2 separate regions of the Homo sapiens genome follow, and region 1 is linked to region 2. Evidence: chromatin loops called from intact Hi-C (ENCODE). Cell type or tissue: heart right ventricle. All regions are shown on one strand. Links, peaks and the distances in the headings refer to the core of each region. The heading gives the core; the rest is flanking DNA.

Region 1 (5,839 bases), core at 325-5,324, 120 kb before region 2:
AGACCATCCTGGCCAACATGGTGAAGCCCTGTCTCTACTAAAAATACAAAAATTAGCTGGGTGTGGTGGTGCGTGCCTGTAATCCCAGCTACTTGGGAGACTGAGGCAGGAGAATCGCTGGAACCCAGAAAACAGAGGTTGCAATGAGCCAAGATTGTGCCACTGCCCTCTGGCCTGGCGACAGAGCGAGACTCCATCTCAAAATAAATAAATAAATAAATAAGTAAATAAATAAATAAAAGAAAGAAAGTCCTAATCTGGCAGCATGGAGAGAGGGCCAAAGCACCTGAGCCAGGAACGTCTAGCTTTCAGTAGTTGTCCCATATGTCCTGGGCCAAGCCATTCTCTTCCTTCAGCCTAAGAGTCCTCATCTGTAGGAGGAAGGGGATGGATCTGATCATTTATATGGTGTTGCATATGTCTGTCCATGCTATTTTGTGCAAAGCCCTTCTCGGGGTGGGGTGGGGGTAGCATATGAATGTATTTCAAATACCAAAAACACAAGTCTGTGGGAAAGAAGTTAGTTAAAAATATTTACTATGTGCCCACTAGGTGGCGGGCACTGTTATAGACAGTGAGGATACCAGTGTTAATGAGCCAGTTCTGAGCTGACTAATTGGGATCAGACTTACAAGTGAACGGCTGCCCCATAGCAGTGCTTCTAAGGAAGTCCTTTTCACAGCATAGAGTTATTCTTACTCAGCTCCTGTGTGCCAGCACTGTTCTAAGTACTTGGGATTACACAGTGAGCAAAATAAATTCCCTGTGCCCCCCTTGCACACTAGTTAGTGAGAATGTTACAGTAGACAATAACTAAGTTATATGGTAGGTTAGAAGGCAGTGAGTACTAAGGGAGAAAAGGAGTTAGGTAAGGGTGGTTGAGTGTGGGGTGGGGGACCAGTTTTCAGCATTTAAACGGGACTCAATGGAGATGGGTGCAATTAGCCAAGCAGATATCTGATGAAAGAGCTGTAACTAGACAACAACAGGAGAAAAAGCTCCTAAAGTGTTTACCAGGGTGGGGATGGAGGTAAGGGTGGGAGCAGCAAAGAATCTGGAGGTAATAAAAGGGGCTCTGGGGTAATGGGAGCGGGTCATTTGGCTCCATGTAAGCCATTATAAGAAATGTGGGAAATTGCCCAGAAGGATTAGTATCCTTTTTGCCACACTTGTATGGCAAATTGGGGTGAATGGAAGAAGATGCTTATGGCTGGAGGGAAAGGGACTTCACCTACCTGATGCCTCCCTGCTTCCCTGAAGACTGAGGGGATCAGTAGCTCTGCACACCTGTGACTTGCCTGCAGCACACCTGCCTGGGAGCCCTGCCTTCCTGCCTTCAGAGTGGATTTGAATTTCTGGCACATGCCCAGCTCTGCAGGAAGTGCTCTACATATGTGATCTCATGTACTCCTTAACAGCAACCTGTGATGTGTAGGAGTTATTGTCTCCATTTTCACATGCAGGAAACTGAGGCCCAGTGAAGCTGAGTAGCTCCAGGATTCTCTTTTATTATATCTGCTTCTCTAATGTCCATTGGGCTTCTCTGAATGTACAGTGTTCTTGCTTAGTTATTTTTGAAACCTTTTTAAAGCTTAAAGTTACAGATTCTTTTTCCCTATTTAAAAGTTTTTCCAGGATCATTTCGTAATAAAAAATATTATACTTGTTTGTCCAAAAATTAGGTAAAGACATTCTTTTTTGGGTAGTTGTGAGAAAGCAGGGAATAAAATGAGATCAGATTATAGACACTTATTTTAAAATTGGAATAGAAATTGGTTTTTCTAAACTTCTGAAAAATGGTGTCTGTCCTATCTGATTAAGTACATAGAGAAGATTGGAAATTTTCTTTAAAATAAGATTAGCATGCTCAAAATGCCTTGTTATTCTGAAATCCACCAATAAAAGGGAGTACGGTATAGCTTGAAAAGGGGAATGAGAAGCAAGTTGTAGCCCTGTAGATCATTGAAACCTGTCAGTCTTGAGGCGGCAAGGAGCTCCCTGCAGGTGTTACCCCGTTACTGCTTGAAGATTATGATCAATTTGTTTTCACATAGGCCCAACACGAGAAGATCATCTCTCAGCACCAAGCAGTGATCATAGCCACTCAGTCTGCACAAGTGTTGCTTGAGAAACAGGGTCAGTATCTCTCTCCTGAAGAAAAAGAGAAACTGCAAAAGAACATGAAGGAACTGAAAGTGCATTATGAAACTGCACTGGCTGAGTCAGAGAAGAAAATGAAGTTAACTCACTCTCTGCAGGAAGAATTAGAAAAGTTTGATGCTGACTATACCGAGTTTGAGCACTGGCTACAGCAGTCAGAACAAGAACTTGAAAACCTGGAGGCAGGTGCAGATGACATCAATGGTTTAATGACCAAATTGAAGAGGCAGAAGAGTTTCTCAGAAGACGTTATTTCTCACAAAGGTGACTTGAGATACATCACAATTTCTGGAAACAGAGTGTTGGAAGCTGCCAAATCTTGCAGCAAGAGAGACGGTGGCAAGGTTGATACTTCTGCAACCCACAGAGAAGTGCAGCGCAAGTTGGATCATGCTACTGATCGGTTCAGGTCTCTCTACTCTAAGGTAATGTTATTTTGATTTTTTAAGGGAAAAGTCAATCTGCAATTATAGTTTTCAATTATAGTTTTGGAACAAGAGGCAAGAAACCTAAAATCCAAAACAGGAGGAAAAGGTAGCTTTAGCCTACTTCTATTTTTTTTTTTTTTTTTGAGAAGGAGTCTCACTCTGTCGCCCAGGCTGGAGTGCAGTGGCGTGATCTCGGCTCACTGCAACCTCTGCCTCCCAGGTTCAAGCAATTCTCCTGCCTCAGCCTCCCGACTAGCTGGGACTACAGGCATGTACCCCCACGCCCGTCTAATTTTTTTTCTGTTTTTAGTAGAGATGGGGTTTCACTGTATTAGCCAGGATGGTCTCGATCTCCTGACCTCGTGATCCGCTCACCTCGGCTTCCCAAAGTGCTGGGATTGCAGGCATGAGCCACAGTGCCCAGCCTTCTCTCTATCTTATTCACCTGCTTTACTTCTGAACAATGTATTTAAATATGAGAAACTTAAAGTTACTTTAGTTTTTGAGAGCATGATTTCCAGAAGTCCCAGCTCTCAAATGCTCTAATATCCAGTGTGACCACAAGATGGCGGTTGTGCATTGACTCTAAGCAAAAACAGATGCTTGCAGCCTCTCAAGCTTGGGAACTGGTTTCATCTCAGATTATCCTCTTCACAAACACTGCAGGTGTTTGTCTTGTATATTTGATCAGTATGTTATTTTAATACTTAATGAATAAAAGACTGTTTTGCTTGTTTTACTTCTGTGGTCAAGTAAAAGGTTTTTTTTGAAAAAAAAAAATCTAAGAAAATATTTACTGGTTTGTAATATAATCTGAACAGACTTGCCAAGTTGCATAAATGATTTAAAGACCATCACTGGCTCTTGGACTTTGCTCCATTCTAATATAGACTCTTTGTCTTCCTTTTGTTAATTAACTTGTGCAACATATAGAAATTTATTAAGCACCTTTAAAACCCTTCCATCAAATCGATATCTATACACATGGTGTATCAAAATCTCCTTCCTCTGATGATTGATGTCTTTATCTTTTATTCTATGTTAAGACTCAGCTCTTGTAAATATGTTTTTGAATTGGTATAAATCCAGAACTATCTCTTTATTTTATGGTTACTTTTTGGCTTCTTATAGGGTACCTCTTCATATAAAGGAGGAAATCTTAGCCCAACAGAGTTTTTATTAACTTTGGTGGAAGTCTGGTTTTTTTTCCAAGTTACATATTTTATAGGTCCTAAGATTATTTGATGCATATGAAAATAGTGGGTTTTAATCTCCTACCCCTTTTCTCTTTTGATTGTTAGTGCAATGTTCTTGGAAATAATCTTAAAGATCTGGTGGATAAATATCAACACTATGAAGATGCTTCATGTGGACTTCTTGCTGGACTCCAGGCCTGTGAGGCCACAGCGAGCAAACACTTATCTGAACCTATTGCGGTGGACCCCAAAAATCTTCAAAGGCAATTAGAAGAGACCAAGGTAAAAAGCGAGAGAAAGATCCACATTTCCAGTAGTCTTACTGAAAGGCTTCCAATTTCTCACACTTTTGTGATAGTTTCAGCTAAGAGAGGGGAACAAATGATGTGAAAAGTATACTTCTGCCTCCAGAGGTAGTTTTGACTCTATTTCTCCACAGTACATTCTTTTTTTTTCCGAATTTTTTTTTTTTTTTTTTTTTTGAGATGGAGTCTCACTCCATCGTGTAGGCTGGAGTGCAGTAGTGTGATCTCAGCTCACGGCAACTGCCGCCTCCTGGGTTCAAGTGATTCTCCTGCCTCAGCCTCCCAAGTAGCTGGGACTACAGGCGCCCGCCACCAGCTGGGACTACAGGCGCTAATTTTTGTATTTTTAGTAGAGACGGGGTTTCGCCATGTTGGCTGGGCTGGTCTTGAACTCCTGACCTCAGGTAATCCACCTGCCTCAGCCTCCCAAAGTGCTGGGATTACAGGTGTGAACCACCGCGCCCAGCCTTCCTGATGTTTTCTTAACAGGTTTGACATTGCTGTTATGGCTTGTGACGTGCCCCTCCATCCCCAAACAAAACTCAGTATTTTCCTGGCCACTTATTTATCTTTATACTTACTTATCTTGTTCACTGTTTTTTCCTCCATTAGAATTAAGCTCCACAAGAACACGTGTCTTTGTCTGCTTTATTCATTGCTGTATTCACAGCACCTAGAATATTACCTGGCCCAAAGTTGGTACTCAATAAATATTTGTTAAGGAATGGACAGTTGGAAGGGAAGAAGGGATGCTACCATCATATTCAGCGGTTCTAAGGACCAGGATTAGGGTTCTTACTGAATATCTTCATGATTCATAGAGATACAAACTTGAATAATTACTCAATACAGTTCTCAAAAAGTCCACCTGCTCTTTCAGAAATACAGGCTTGGTGTCAAAACTGCATAACAGTGCGATTCTCAGTCATACAGTGGTGGAGAGTTCTTAAATCTATTTTTATAATGTAAAACTTATTTTAAAATTCTAAAGTAAAGGATGAGAACTAATGTGACCAATAATTTTGAGTTTAAAAGTTTCATTCCATCAATCTATTATATGATTCCATTTCACAGGTTAATAATAGTAGGTTATTACTGCTACAGCTAGAAAATAAACACAGGATTGCCAGTTAGACAGCTGTCTTTCAGAAGTTAATTGCATATTATTTACAGAGTCGAAAAATTGTGCTGTTAGCACGGGAAACAGGTACCCTGCTGGGCAAGCTTAAAGTTAGGTATTGCCTGAGATTGACAACTCTGGAAAGCTAAGTCATACCCGGGTGAAATGTGGCAGGTTAATATCAGGCAGAGAGAAGGCCCGTGAAGGGGTGGGAAGCATAGGATGAGAGCAGGGAAGGAGGTCAAGCTGGGAGGTCAAGAGGGTGGAGGGCACTGCTTCTTTCCCAGGCTGAAGAGTTTATCCAGCCCTTCACTGGACACTAGGGAGATGATGTGGGCCAGGTCAGCATCCCCAGATCCATGCAGCCTCCTCAGGGTTGCTTCCTTTTTTCCAATGTGCATTTTCAGTCCTGTTTTTTTTTCTTTCTCCTTTCCACAGGTACAAGAACAAATCTATCTTAATTAAGTTTTTATATCCCCATGTATTGTATATTCAAGGACAAGATATGTGGTGGGGGTAGAGGAGATACTGTGACATTAAGGTCATTATTTTAGTAGGAAATACGTATCATTTAAAATAATTATTGATTGCATATATTACATTTAATTAGGAAGTTATTTTAAGTATAGA
Region 2 (5,839 bases), core at 588-5,587:
ATGTACACGTTTGCTATATGAGTATATTGAGTAATAGTAGGGACTGGACTTGTTTTATACCAGTCATCCAAATGTTAAACACGGTACCCAATAGGTAATGTTTCAACTCTCAGGCCCCTGTGATCCTCCGTGCTTTTTGGAGTCTTCAGTGTCTATTATTTCCATCTTTATGTCCATGTGCGCCCATTGTTTGGCTCCCATTTATACATGAGAACGTGTGATATTTGATTTTCTGTTTGAGTTACTTCACTTAGGGTAATGCCTTCCAGCTCTATGCATGTTGCTGCAAAGTACATGATTTCATTCTTTTTTATGGCTGCATAGTATTCCATGGTATATATGTACCACATTTTTTTTTAATCCAATCAACTGTTGATGGACACTTATATTGGTTCTATGACTTTGGTATTGTGAATAGTGCTGGAATGAACATATGAGTGCTGTTGTCTTTTTGATATAATGATTTCTTTTCCTTTGGGTAGATACCGAGTAGTGGAATTGCTGGGTCAAATGGTAGTTCTAATTTTAGTTTTTTGAAATATTTTCATACTGTTTTTCATAGGCATCGAACTAATTTATATTCCCACCAACAGTGTATAAGCACGCCCTTTTCTCAGCATCCACATCATTTGTTGTTTTTTCACTTTTTAGTAATAGTCATCCTGACTTGTGTAATATGATATCTCAGGGTGGCTTTAATTTGTGTATCTCTGATAATTAGTGATGTTGAGCATTTTTCATGTGTTTGTTGGCTGCTTGTATGCTTGTATTTCTTCTTTTGAGAAATGTCTGTTCATGTGTTTTTCCCAGTTTTCAATGGAGTTGTTTGTTGTTTTCTTGTTGAGTTGTTTGAGTTCCTTGCAGATTCTGGATATTAGTCTTTTTTCAGAGGCATGATTTGCAAATATTTTCTCCCATTCTGTAGGTTAACTGTTTACTCTGTTGATTCTATCTTTTGTTGTGCAGAAGCTTTTTTATTTAATTAAGTCCCATTTGTCTATATTTGTTTTTGTCACATTTGCTTTTGGGATCTTTGTCATAAATTCTTTGCCTAGGCCGATGTCCAGAAGAGTTTTTTTAGGTTTTCTTGTATAGTAAAACACCTATATTTCAAAGTGAACACCCCTGTTCACATAGTGTGAGTAGCATGGGCATCATCGATCTCTGCGGCCTCTGGCACTCATTGTGTAATCAAGTAATCGCTCTTGGTGCAGGGGTCCAGAGAGACTGGGGTGTTTGCAGATCTCTAACATTCTATATGAGATTTTGGAAGCGTGTCACATTTTTAAGGGCAAAGATTCTCATTTTGTAATCACATTTTCAGAGTTCTATGATCTGTCTTATCTATGGATATAGTTCTGATGGTAGAAAGTACAATTAAGTATGTGAGACATTTGTAAAACATTTATTTGAAAGATCATCCTTGAGGATGTCAAGGCTTTGTTCATTCCGCTTGCTGGCAGAGACTGGCTAGAACTGCCAGAACAGAGGAGAGTGGCTCTTACTGGCATTTTAAAGGGACAGTTCTCACATGGGCTGACCTGCTGTCAGGCTCACTCTTCCAACCTCCCCTTCACTTTTTACTGCATAGACACTTTGGGCCCTCTCTCCCATACCCCCAAACATTTATCTTTCCTTACCCAGGCTTCTCTCTACTTTGTACTTTTTTATTCATGCTGCCATATTTCCTGGCATAGTTAATGCTATTTTAAATATTAACCTCCTTACCTTATTTGTTAGAACTTATTTTTGGTCAATCAGTATTGTTTCTATCTCTAGCAATACTGTCTCTCCCAATGCTATTCTCCATTAATAACATAATTATATCTAAATTTGGGAGAGTTATTTTTTTGTATAATACAGTTTTTGAAGCATGAAATATCCTATAAAGTTGGCCCTCTGTATCCAGATATTCAAAAATAAAATGGTTAAAAATATTCAAAAATAAAATGGATGGTTGCATCTGTACTGAAGATATACATACTTTTTTCCTTGTCATTATTACCTAAACAATACAGTATAACAACTATTTACAACAATTTACATTGTATTAGGTATTATTAGTAATCTAGAGATGATATGAAGCATATGGGGAGGATGTACTTAGGTCATATGCAAATACTACATCATTTTATATCAGGGACTTGAGCATCATTGGATTTTATTATGCACGGTATCCTGGAACCAACTCCCCTTGGATTCCAAGGGATGACTGTACTTGTATTTTGAAGTACATGTTAGAAAGTACTTTGTTTTCTATTTTGTCCCCTTTTCCTCCCCAATTAGTAGATGATTTTCACTGTGAATAAACCAATTGAAGTTTTTGTTTATTTGTTTAATTCTGGCAGTCAAACAAATGCCACCAGAGTTTTGTTTTCAGCCAATGCCAACAGTTAATTGAAGTCTTTGTTTCTGCTGTAGGAATTCATGAAGAAACTGGAAGAAAAGAGAGCTGAACTAAATAAAGCCACCACTATGGGCGACACCGTTTTGGCTATCTGCCACCCCGACTCCATCACTACCATTAAGCACTGGATAACAATCATCCGGGCGAGGTTTGAGGAGGTCAGTGTGTCTCAGATAATCTTCAGAGTAGCAATAGCTTTGAGAGTTGAGGGGTGTGGGAAATTTCAGGAATTAAGATGCACTTATGGCCATGGGAAAATGAGACCTCTACATAGAAAACGTTCTTTTAAATACGCTTCTTGTATGCATTACAATCTCTGCAATTCACTTTTCTTTAAAAGCTCAAAGAAATTTTGCAGCTATGTCCCTGGAAAATTAGAAGGCAAATATTTAGTACACTGTATAACATTTTGGCCTCCTTCCACATTGTTTCTGTTGAATAATCCAGCAGTTGGATGGTGTTTCGGAGCAGTATATACTGGTGGAGTGAATTGGTATACATAAAGTGAATTAATTCTGTATTTAATATCTTAGCTTTTTTTTTTCTTTCTTTTGACGGAGTCTCGATTTATTGCCCAGGCTGGAGTGCAGTAGCTGGATCTCGGCTCACTGCAACCTCTGCCTCCTAGGTTCAAGCAGTTCCTCTGCCTCAGCCTCCCGAGTAGCTGGGATTACAGGCGCGTGCCACCATGCCCAGCTAATTTTTTTGTATTTTTAGTAGAGATGGTTTCACCAGGTTGGTCAGGCTGATCTTGAACTGACCTCGTGATCCGCCCACCTCGGCCTCCCAAAGTGCTGGGATTACAGGCGTGAGCCACCACGCCCTGCCAGTATCTTAGCTTTTTACATTTCTACTCTGTGCCACATGGAGTAAGCTTACCTGATCCTTCAGAGAATGCATATTTGAACTCAAATTAGAAAGCAAAAGGAAGCCTGAGTGATTGACATGCATCTTTAAATTCTGAAGATGATGAACATCATCGTGGGCTCTCATGTCCTCCTCAAGCCAGATCTTGATGCCACTAATGGAATCTAAAAAGACCAGAAGCATTATGGGTCTAGCTCAGGATGATCCTAATTTTCATTTAAAATTTATTTATTTTACATCACTGCAATTATTTTACTAAGTTGGAGGAAATTCAGAGAAATTTCTGTTTCTCTGACAGGTGCTGGCCTGGGCAAAGCAACATCAGCAGAGATTAGCAAGTGCTCTGGCTGGGCTTATTGCCAAACAGGAATTGTTGGAAGCTTTGCTGGCTTGGTTGCAATGGGCTGAAACTACACTTACTGATAAGGATAAAGAAGTCATCCCCCAGGAGATCGAAGAGGTGAAAGCACTCATTGCAGAACACCAGGTAAAATAAATATAATCCTAACTCCTGTTAACCATTATCTCAGATATTTTCTTTCTTTCACTGCTGTACTTCTCAAAACATTGCTTTGTTCTCGTTATTTTCACTTCTTCAGACTCCTCAGCTCCTTACAACTGTGTTTCCAACTCTGCAACTGCCCTAAAACCTCTCTTTACAGGAACCCTCTGTGACCTTTGCAAAACTTTCCTTCTTTGTCCTCTGTGGGGTTACACTCGTGGTATTGTCTCACGTTCACTCCTGCCCTCCCTTTTGCCTTCTAAATGTCAGCTCTCCTTACTCCTTAGGTGTTATCCTCAGCTCTCTATTTCTCTCACTCTGTTCCCTCTTTTGGTGATCTCACCCACCTCCACCTCCCTGGCTTCAGTGGGTACAAGGTACCCACATTAAGGTATCCACATTAAATGTGGATGCATTATGTTCACATTGCATTAATCAAACAAGGTTTGATTGCTCTGCATTTTTATGTCTGTGAAGATGACTGTCATCACTTGAAATACATCATATGAAAAAGGGAACGTGTTGTCTTTCTTAGGAAAAGCAGCCTTCCTATATATCCTTCTTGTTTTAAACTCAAATGATGGGTGTCACACTCACTTTGATTTACTTGATTGCTCACAGTTTGTTTAATATGCATTTACAAAGAGAAATATTAAGTGTTAGCTCAGTTGGTTAAGCAATTAATGTTGCCATTATTTTGTGTGTGTGTGTGTGTGTGTGTGTGTGTGTGTGTGTGTGTTTTAAAAGCCTAATAAGACATCAATGTCTATAATGGCTCTAAGTGTACCAGGTCATGTTTCCTGTGATCAGAGGTATTAGAGTTCTTCAGTGTGACAAATATTCCAGAAAGGTGTTACTTCACTTTTCCCTTTTGTCTGGGTCTCCTTTTCCCCATCACTTTTCACAGTCTCTGCCTTTCCACAGCCTTTGCTGCATATTCCAAATAGAGGGATACCTAGTAAATAATAATAATAAGCCCAAGGAGATGAGATAAGCAGTGGCAAGATAGTTAAACCTTTTAAATACAATGGTAGTATACTTTAACCCAAATAGTTTTTACCACCCTTGGAATAGCCTATTTATGAATATTTTGATATGTCCACATTAAATGTGGATGTATTATGTCATAATATATCAAAGAGCCATCTTTTTTTTTTTTTTTTTTTTTTTTTTGAGAGGCAGGGTCTCACTCTGTTGCCCAGGCTGGAATGCAATGGCACAGTCGTGGCTCACTGCAGCCTCAAGCTCCTAGGCTCAAGTGATCCTCCCACCTCAGCCTCCTGTGTAGCTGGGACTACAGGCACATGCCACCTGGCCTAATTTTTGAATTTTTTGTAGAGACAGGGTTTCACTATGTTGCCTAATCAAAGCCATCTTAAATATTTCAAATATGTAGGTGAAATGTGCCACAGAAAAGTTCTTGGAAACATCCCAGCTACCTAGTTTGTTTGTAGACAGATGCTTACTAAAGATTCTTCTGAGGAGCTTGGAAACTTGAGTTTGGTTGATGCACAGACAGGTTATTTTATTCACATGACTTCTCCCATGTGTCCATGCAGGTTATTCCACTAAAACAAATTATTTTTATTTTCAATTTACTCTCTTTACAAGCATTAACATTTTATTTATTTATTTATTTATTTTTGAGACGGAGCAGAGTCTCACTCTGTTGCCTAGGCTGGAGTGCAGTGGCACAATCTCGGCTCACTGCAACCTCTGCCTCCCAGGTTCAAGCGATTCTCCTGCCTCAGCCTCCCAAGTAGCTGGGACTACAGGCGTGCACCACCATGCCTGGTTAATTTTTGTAATTTTAGTAGAAATGGGGTTTCACCATATTGGTCAGGCTGGTCTCAAACTCCTGACCTCAGGTGATCCACCTGCCTTGGCCTCCCAAAGTGCTGGGATTACAGGCATGAGCCACTGCACCTGGCCACATTTTATATTCTTTAGAAATTAGTAAATGCCTGCAGTATGATGGTTTAGATTTTTTTTACCCTAAAGATAAAGCATATGATTTATTCTTCTTCAGAAATAATAACATGGTTCTTTTATCCTTCTGCTTT

The links. Peaks named below come from ENCODE experiments on the same cell type or tissue, not always from the same donor. Only the 100,000 strongest peaks of a DNase experiment are listed, where the experiment ranks them.
Region 1: a loop joins it to region 2, with 2.4 times the contacts of the local background. A loop is called at or near these places in 15 of 110 quality-filtered maps.

What each region holds. Positions count from the first base shown.
Region 1 is chr6:56,590,409-56,596,247 of GRCh38, reverse strand. DST (dystonin) reads left to right here. Exons shown (of 104, transcript NM_001374736.1): 48 at 2,055-2,585; 49 at 3,890-4,066. Among named protein-coding and RNA genes, the nearest start is that of DST-AS1, 250 kb to the left of the region's middle. RefSeq lists an enhancer at 2,098-2,357. In heart right ventricle, for the core only: CTCF peaks have their summits at 547 (motif pointing right), 2,950 and 3,153 (motif pointing right); DNase peaks (open chromatin) are centred at 559 and 3,107.
Region 2 is chr6:56,474,071-56,479,909 of GRCh38, reverse strand. It overlaps DST (dystonin), which reads left to right. Exons shown (of 104, transcript NM_001374736.1): 91 at 2,422-2,565; 92 at 3,573-3,761. Among named protein-coding and RNA genes, the nearest start is that of COL21A1, 230 kb to the right of the region's middle. In heart right ventricle, for the core only: no CTCF peak of the experiment used is centred there; a DNase peak (open chromatin) is centred at 3,637; H3K27ac peaks cover 1,760 bases.